2 separate regions of the Mus musculus genome follow, and region 1 is linked to region 2. A link is a loop called in an ENCODE intact Hi-C map of the cell type or tissue named here. Cell type or tissue: gastrocnemius. All regions are shown on one strand. Links, peaks and the distances in the headings refer to the core of each region. The heading gives the core; the rest is flanking DNA. Region 1 overlaps Pcnt (pericentrin (kendrin)). Region 2 holds the start of Dip2a (disco interacting protein 2 homolog A).

Region 1 (4,385 bases), core at 258-4,257, 63 kb after region 2:
CCCCAACCTCCTCCTGGGTCTCTGCCTGGAATGCCCAGGCACAGCCCAGCCATGGTGCTGCCCAGAACACCAGGCCATACAAAGAATAGGGGAAGAGCAGTTACACCCCAAAAGATTCCCAAAGAAAGCCAGAACATGCATGCAGGATACTTCTCGGGTTGCCAGATAGTCCACGGGCCCTCAGAGACTCTTTCTCTGCTGCCTCATGTTAATAAAACACAAGGTGTCCAGGGACAGGACTCAGGTATGCACAAGAAAGGGCCAGCCACTGAGAACTGTCCCAGAATAGAAAAGGAGACCTAACAAAAAGCAAGACATTTAACTGAATGGTCTGGGAGCAGAGAGCTCATATCACACACAGACATGGATGTAAGGAAGAACCAGCGGGGCTATGAAAACCAGCAAAGAGCAGAATACAGTGGTACAGCTCACAGCCTCAGGGGTTGAGGAGGAGAAATTATGCACAATGGTTGTCCCTGCCCAACTATTTCCCACAGAAGAAAAACTGGACGACACAGAAAAAAACACACAGGGAAAGATACAGAGGATAGGGCACACATGGAAGCAGAAGTGTTTCTGACAAATCAAAAATGACCTGTTCTTCCAGTGTATGTGTCGAGTTTCGTCCATTTTCATTTCAACAGCTAAAATGTCTAAAAATAGATTGTATATAATATAGAGCATGCTGGCACTCAGGGACACTGAGACAGGAGGATAGCTAAGACTAGCCTGGGCAACACAGGAAGGCCGTGTGTCTGCAGGAAGTAAAACCCTCTGATGAAAGTGTCTTATGGTTTAAACGGTGCACGTTTCGTCAAAAGCTCCTATGGACAAAGCCGTGTGCTCTGAGCCGGGGCCTGGGAAAGAGGCACGCTCTGCCCTCATCAGTGGATAAACCCATTGGTAGAGTCACAGCCTAATGGTTTGGGGGTGAGAGCTTTCTTATAAAAATGAGAGTCCTAGACTGCAGTGAGCTGAGTAGCTTTCCTATCACACAATCCCACCATGACAGGCTGCCTGTCTACAGGCCGAAGACCAAGTGGTCCAAGGAGCCACGTCTGAACCCTCCCGGACTGTAAGCCAGAAGAAACCTCTCTTCCTTTACGTTGATATGGCTCCTCCGAGGCAGCTGGCGCACACGAACTACTTTCGGGACTAACGCCAGACATGTATTTTCAGTACGGTTTTAGGACAGTTCATTTTCCAGACCCCGATACATCAACCTGCTCATTAGCAGTGTCAGCCATGAAGACAAACTCCCTCTGGCCCACTGCAGAGCAACTGGATGCTGCACCCTACCCATGCGTCCTTCCTGCGGCCAGCGCTTCCCTTACAACAGCCCACACAATGGGAAATGCTCTCTGTACTTCTGTCTCTGGAAAGACCAAGTTCTCATGCAACCGGGGACCAGCCCACTCAGCCTCCTGCCAATCACACTTCTCACCAGCTTCTCTTTCTTTTGCTTCATTAGTCAAAGTTTCCTTCTGGTTCCACAAGACCGACTTCTCCTCCTTCAGAGTGAGCAGCTCGCGGGCAGCCTGCTGCAGCTGCTTCCGCAGATCCTCTAGCTCCAGGATCAGCTGCTGTTCCGACTCCTCCTTTTTGCCCAGCGCCTCCTGCAGATCCACTTTCTCCACCTTGAATCCTTCAAGGAGGCCTAAAAGACAGGCCAAGCACAGTGAGATAGGGCAACCCATGCAGAAGGGTAACAGAGACTGCTGGGGACCCTGTGCAAAATGCTGATGTGGCCCGAGTACTGGAAGGTCAGAGCGGGTCACTCCTGGTGACCCTCAGAGAAGGGGCTTGGGTCTCTAGGCAAGGCCCGATGCCTGAAGAGAGCTGAGCAGCCCATTCATCTGTGCAGAGGTGCCAGCTGTGGGACAGAATGGCCGTGGCTCAGAGGTGACATGCCAGAGGTGTTCCTGTGACACAGATTCACAGGGCCAAGTGGCAGCACTCACTGCAGGACCCTTATAGTCCGATCACAGATCGATCACCAACATGGCTTCCTGGAGCCAATGCAACTTTCCAAAGAATACTGAAGGGCAGAGCTGGCACTGGCACCTCGCCCCTCACCAAGGTCTGGTTAAGCAGTTTGCTGTTAAAGACCCTGCTTTTCACGTTTCCAGCAGGAAGGTCATATCTGCTCCCAGGCCGAGCACGGCTGAGGTATAGGACGCCTCAGCCTGGCCCCGCCATGTCGGTCGCACTCACCCTTAGCCGTGTGCAGCTCCAGAGCCAGCCTGTCCTTGGCCGCACTCTCCTCCCTCAGGCGCTCCAGCAACTCCTGCTGCTTCTGCATAGCCTGGGCCATCTCCTCGTTCCTGTGACGGAACTCTCTCTCGACACAGCGATGGAGCTGGCGAGCTTCCTCCAGCTGTTGAGATACATTTGAAAATCACAGCTACATACAGGAAGATACAGAGGGTATGAAGAAGAGGAGGAAGGGAGAGAAAGAGGAGTGGGGTGGGGGTGGGGAACTTGTTAATATCTGAGTCACTGGGCTGGTGAGATGGCTCAGTGGTTAAGAGCACTGACTGCTCTTCCAGAGGCCCTGAGTTCAATTCCCAGCAACCTCATGGTAGCTCACAACCATCTGATGTTGAAGAGGGAATCTGATGCCCTCTTCTGGCATGTGGGTGTATATGCAGCAGAGCACTCAAACATTAAAAAAATAATAATAAAATATAATAAAGTAAAATAAAATAAAATCATCCATTTCCCCAACCCACACACAGTAGAGGACTGAGTGGTCTGTGTTCATTCAGCGATGATGCATCTAACCCTCAAGATACTGGAGGCTCCGGGGAGTTTAGAGGTCAGGTGGGGTGGGGGGTGGGGGCATCCACATGGAGATAGGTGGGTGGAGAGGAGGAATGGGATGTGGAACAGTTGGAGGATGGATGGGGGATGGGATAAAATATGAAGTGTAAAAAAATAATTAATTTTTTTAAGATCACCCATTTCATCTAGAAAAATATCAGTGTCACTGCCACTAGTGCTGGGTGGCAGGGCTGCGGCAACAGAGCAACCTCTACATCTACAAGGCTAACAGTTCCTCCATAGCCTCTGACATCCCCTCCCCACATCTGGGTTCAACTGGGGCTTCGAGGTCACTTAAGGGCTAAATGGGCCTCAAAACACGAAACACCTACACCCCACTGCCGCCTCCCCCCACTGCCCCCAACCCCAGCAGACGACAAGGCATCCGGGCCCAGCATTGCTTCACACAGAAACGCCTACTGTATGAACTGCTAACCTCAGGAAAAGAAAGAAAGAAAGAAAGGAAGGAAGGAAGGAAGGAAGGAAGGAAGGAAGGAAGAAAGAAAGAAAGAAAGAAAGAAAGAAAGAAAGAAAGAAAGAAAGAAAGAAAAGAAAAGAAAAGAAAAGAAGAGTCATGTGCTGCTTTCTCCATCACCATGTTTCTATTTAGTATCTTTTCCAATTACCTGTTCTAAGAAATGAACAAATTCTACTTTTCAGTGATACTCTCCAAATACAAAACATTATAGTATGCATTAAAGTACAAAAGGTGGATTTGTAGGTTTGGGTTGGTAGTGGTGGCTTCTGTTTCAAAGATGGGGTCACACTATACAGCCCTAACTGGCCTGGACATTGCTATCAGACCAGGCTGGGACTAAAAGTACGTGCTCCCACACCTGGCCCTGCGTTCTGCTTCTGAGACAGGATCTCTTCTATCCTAGGTTGGCCTCAAGCTCGATGGTAAACAGAACATGACCTTGAACTGCTGATCCTTCTGTTTCTACCTCCTAAGTGCTAGGAGCATAGGCACGCACCGCCATGTCTGGGAGCATAGGCACGCACCGCCATGTCTGGGAGCATAGGCACGCACCGCCATGTCTGCTTTACTCGGTGCTGAGCGTCAACTGAGACGGTACCTGTCCTTCTCACTGCATGCTTCCTTGGAAATTTCCGTTCAGAAAGATTTCAACTAAAGCGTACGTGAAAGCTCACACAATCAGCCGTAAAAGATTAGCATCAACAATCAACATTAACATCCAACAGCCTTCCCAGGAAAGGGTAAGGGTTTCTGTCTCTAACCACATGGTGGAATAAGGCATACTGGGAGCACCCATGAATTCAGATCTACCTGGAAAATGAAGATATCTCTGTAGCCTACAAGCTGGAATGAGCGTTAGGAACACCACGGTGTCTGTGGTAACATTAACCGTCTATGCAGCCTTGTTTGTGAGTCATCTGTCTCACCCACCCATTCACCCAGCAGCCTCTGCCATGGGGCTTGGGCCTCACCTGTTTGGAGGAGTCCAGGGCCATCTCCAGGAGGCCCTCCACGGCCGTGCTGAGGCTCTGGTAGACTCTCCTAATTGGCTGCTCACAGTCCAGTGTGTTTTCAGGGCTGATGA
Region 2 (4,385 bases), core at 282-4,281:
CATGTTTATAGGTTAATGCACTTCAGCCTCATAATCCACAAGGCGCAAGTGTACTTTTGCTTCGTTTTCTAGATGAGGAAACTGAGGCTCACGAGGCAGTCTGAGGTTCCAGGGGTGGGGCTCGGCTTCTGCATCCCGGGCTTCCTGCTGGCCGACAGGCTGCAGGGCACACGCTGGAAGCCCGGACCTGGACCGTGGCCTTGACGGTCGGGCAGCAAGAGTGCGCCTAGGCCCACCTCCCAAGCCAGTCCCTCCCGGTGTCCTTCGGAGGCCGGGCACCCGCCAGTCTGCAGAAGCTGGCGGGCTCTCCGGCGAGCGGCCCAGACAGGGATGCCGAGGAGAGGCCGGCGGGGATCCCGTATGAGGGTACCCGCAGGTTCCGGGGGTGACGCTCCCGGAGGTCCCTGGGCGGGGTCTCGGGCGAGGGTCCCTGGCGGGGTGGGGGGTGGGGGGAACCCGCGGCTCACCTTCGGACAGCTCCAGCTCCAGCTCCGCCAGGCTCTCGAGCACCTCGGCGGGCAGCGGCGCCGCCTCCAGAGGGCATCCGCGGTCGGCCATGGCCGGTGGCTCAGGCGTTCCCCCAACCGGGGCCTGCAGACCCGCAGCGGCCGCCCGCAGCCGGCAGCGGGCGGGGCGCGGCCGGGGCTGCTTCGCAGGGGCGCGGGCACGGGCGCGAGCGCGGCTGGCTCCGGCTCCGGGAGCGCGCTGGGGACGCGCGTGCGCGGCTGAGGGGCGGGGCAACGCTTGCGCGGGTACGCCGGGCCGGCCCCGCCCAGCAACTTTAAAGGCTCGGTTCCATTGGCCAATAAGACACGCCGGAGCAGCCCGGAGCTTTACTCCGCTTCGGGGTGCGAGAGGAGCGGCGGGCGGGAGAGCTGGACAGAGGCGCCTCGGGAGACGTGCGACCCCACCGAACGGACTTCAATGTCGCCCAGGTGACCCTCCTCCGGGATCCCCACCTTCTTCTTCCTCAGGAGCCCTGCTGGCACGCTTAATTCTGTCCGCGTTCCTGCTATGGTATCAGCTAACTCTGGCGGGTTTTCTGCCGCCCTTAAAGTGTGTTTGCTTATTCCCTTTCACAATAACCCTGGAAGCACTCTGACATTGACCAAGAAGGAGCTCTGGCAGTGTCTCAGTCCTTGAGATGTCCTTGGGGCATGGAAGCATAGATCTGACATGTTGGAAACCTTAGTGGGATTTTTGAAGGAGCTATTCTCAGAGTGGCGGTATATATACACATATACGTATAAACATGTATATACATACATACATACATACTTACATACATATATATACACACACACACACGCACACACACACAATTTTATTTCTACTACTCATTAGCCACCCTCTTGCCACTGTCTACATATATTAAAAATCCCAGGTAGGCAACAAAAAAGACCATTTTGGAGGCTTTCAGTGAGCCTAATATTACATCCACAAGGAACAGCATAGGAAGGTGTCCCCAACTGATTTTAAAACATCTGATTTGAGCTGACTAATCTGGTTATACAGGCAGGAGGTGTGGTATGCAAACGAGGGACTATTTATTTCCGCAGGTCACAGGTTTATATAGGAAGCAGTCACAAGCTTTGCATGAAAGCTGGTCAACACTTCTCACGTTTCTCTGATCAATGGTTTCTTCTAAGGAAGTGTTCCCTGTCCTCTTGAATGAATAATAGCTGCCGAAAGTTTACTGGTCGAGAAAAAAAAAAGCATCTGGGCTTCGCCTTTCGAGGCGGGTGCACTGTCTGGAGTGGGTGTGGCCAGAGCAAGGTTTCCTGGACCAGGTCTCCTGGATTCAATTGTAGTAGATTAGCTTGCTGCTGGAGTATTTTCACATTGACTGTAAAGTACGGAAAACAGCCAGACTTGAAGGCATTCCAGCAGGTTGCTGGGGAAGGAGCTGCTTAGCTGACAGTCCCTCACTCTAGGCTGCCAGGAATCAGGAAGGGAATGATGTCCTTGTCCTTCAAAGAGCTGAATTTTTATTTATTGACGTCGGAACAAAAAAGTGTTTACAATAAAGACTTAAAAATTCAACACAAAACGTTTTAAGCAGCATTTAACAACACTTTAGAGCATTTAACATTTGTTAAGGTTTATTTTATGTGTGGGTGTTTTGCAGGCAAGTGTGTACCTGTGCACCACATGCATGCAGTACCAAAGAATTCCAGAGAGGGCGCCAGATGTCCTTCAACTGTAAGACTGCCCTTAGCCACCATACTTCATACTACAAAAAAACCCAGAAGTTTCTTCAAAAGCAACAAGCACTCTTAACTGGTGAACTGTCTCTCCAGTCCCCCATTTATCTATTTTTTAAGCATTTAGCCACTGGCTCTAGGGAGCGTTGGATCCTTCTGTCTTTCTCCACAGCTCAACAAGCTGAACAGGGGTATAAACCCTGCATGTTGACCCAGTGAAACAAAATACCTAGCAGGTAAAATGGAACTTCTTAGTAAGAAACAGTGGTCAGCTAATGGCAAACTACAGTCGATCAAGAGCCAAACCCTATGAAATTGCATGAAAAAAAAAAAAAAAAAGTCACCTGCAGCGGTATAATTAGGCCAGGAAGGAAGATCCCAAGTAACTCCAAACAGTAAAATGTGTAAATGAAACAACTCTCTGTAACCATTGGGTCTTCTCTATGGTTGCCACAATTCCCTAATAATGACCTGGGGACTTATTATGAATTAATGCAAGTCCTTAAGCTAGGCTTGTTCCCCAACTGGCTCGTACTCAATTATCCTGTATAGACTATTCTTTATCTACACATGGCTAATTACCCTCCTCGGGTTTATACATCCTACTTCCTCCAAGTCTGCAGTGAATCTCCCGCCTCTCCCAGAGTTCTACTCTCTCTACCAGGAACTCCCACTTCCTGCCTTTTCCGAATAGGCCATCAGCTCTTTATTGACCGGTGATGCTTCCACACAGTGCACAAGAGATTACCCCTACAATTCTCTAAAACCAAATCTGGAGCCTTGTTTAAAAAGCTGGGCCTGTGACATCTGGCTTGGAGGTGCCCATGTATCTATTTTCAAAGATTTTGACCCCCTTAAACTGCCTGGAAAATTTTGCCTGTCCACAGACTAGGGTCCTAATTAAACCTAGCATGCCTCCTCTTCCACTTGGCAGAAGCTAGAACCAACCAAGAGACACACCCATGAATGAGTCTGTGAGGGCATTTTCAGGAGAGGAAACTTTCTCCAGAGTGGGCTCTGCCTTATAGTAGTATCTCTGGCAAAAAGAGATGAATAAGCAGGGCATGGTGGCACATGCCTTTAATCCCAGCACTCGGGAGGCAGAGGCAGGTGGATTTCTGAGTTCGAGGCCAGCCTGGTCCACAAAGTGAGTTCCAGGACAGCCAGAGCTATACAGAGAAACCCTGTCTTGAAAAACTGAAAAAAAAAAGAGAGAGAGAGAGAGAGAGATGAAAAAAAGAGATGAATAAAATCAGCTTTGCCTGCCGGCCGGCCTGCCTACCTACATTCTTGCTGGTGACTGCATGTAGCTGTTGCTGCTATAGGTCTTATCATTCGTTGACATCAGAACCTAGGTCCTTCTTCCAAAATGGACTAACGACCAGCGACTGGCCAGGAATCCTCTGAGCCTTTAGCACCAGATGAGGAATCACAGAGACATCCAGTTTCTCGGACTGAGCAGCCATTGGCTCTCGGTCTCCCTGCCGGATAGCCAGTTTGGCTGCCCAAGTAATTGTGTTGTATATTCAATGCTAGTAAATCCCTTTTCATTTACAGTCTATTAGGTCTGTACCTCTAGATGAACCTCACTAATACCCCACCTGCTGGATACTAGACACAGAATTATGGTTACTTCTGAGCATAATTCAGATAAACATGAGATTAAGAAGGGGTTAGGGCCCTGAATCCCCACCTCTCCCTCCAAAAGGCTGTGTATTCCTTTGCTAGCACAGTGGTAACTGGGAACCGAGCTGGCTCAACAGACAGTTTACCACACCAGAATTCTGGAGGCTCGAAGTCTAAGACAAGGTGTCAGACACGATCGGTTCCATATAGAACTATACAGGATAATCTGTTCTAGAGCTGTCTCCTGGCCTCTAGTGGCTGCTTCTAATCTTTGATGTTTCTCGCCTTATAGATGTCCCACCCCCATCCCTGCCCTCGTGTTCATATGAGGTTCTTATGTGCCAGTGTCTATCAGTGGACACCATTCAAACCTAATATGAGAACATTCTAATTAGCTCACGTTAACTTAATCATCTGTAAAGACCCAATTTCGACTAAGGTCATAGTCATCTGTACTTAAGATAAGGACATCCCTTTGGTGAGGGAACAGTTCAACCTATAAACATAATACACAGCCGACACGTAGACACTGGCAGGAACTGAGGGGGCGACCTG

What was found. Peaks named below come from ENCODE experiments on the same cell type or tissue, not always from the same donor. Only the 100,000 strongest peaks of a DNase experiment are listed, where the experiment ranks them.
Region 1: it touches region 2 in a loop (1.9-fold over the local background); 1 of 42 quality-filtered maps calls a loop at or near these places.

What each region holds. Positions count from the first base shown.
Region 1 is chr10:76,407,254-76,411,638 of GRCm38, forward strand. Pcnt (pericentrin (kendrin)) reads right to left here. Exons shown (of 42, transcript NM_008787.3): 16 at 4,273-4,385; 17 at 2,215-2,377; 18 at 1,445-1,657. Among named protein-coding and RNA genes, the nearest start is that of 1700094J05Rik, 20 kb to the left of the region's middle. In gastrocnemius, for the core only: a CTCF peak has its summit at 2,633 (motif pointing left); no DNase peak of the experiment used is centred there; H3K27ac peaks cover 291 bases.
Region 2 is chr10:76,344,640-76,349,024 of GRCm38, forward strand. It overlaps Dip2a (disco interacting protein 2 homolog A), which reads right to left and starts at 652. Exons shown (of 38, transcript NM_001081419.2): 1 at 468-652. The coding sequence starts at 558. It overlaps Gm40699 (a long non-coding RNA gene), which reads left to right and starts at 656. Exons shown (of 2, transcript XR_871838.2): 1 at 656-935; 2 at 2,129-2,618. In gastrocnemius, for the core only: CTCF peaks have their summits at 539 (motif pointing right) and 2,177; DNase peaks (open chromatin) are centred at 283, 725 and 2,172; H3K4me3 peaks cover 1,752 bases; H3K27ac peaks cover 1,392 bases.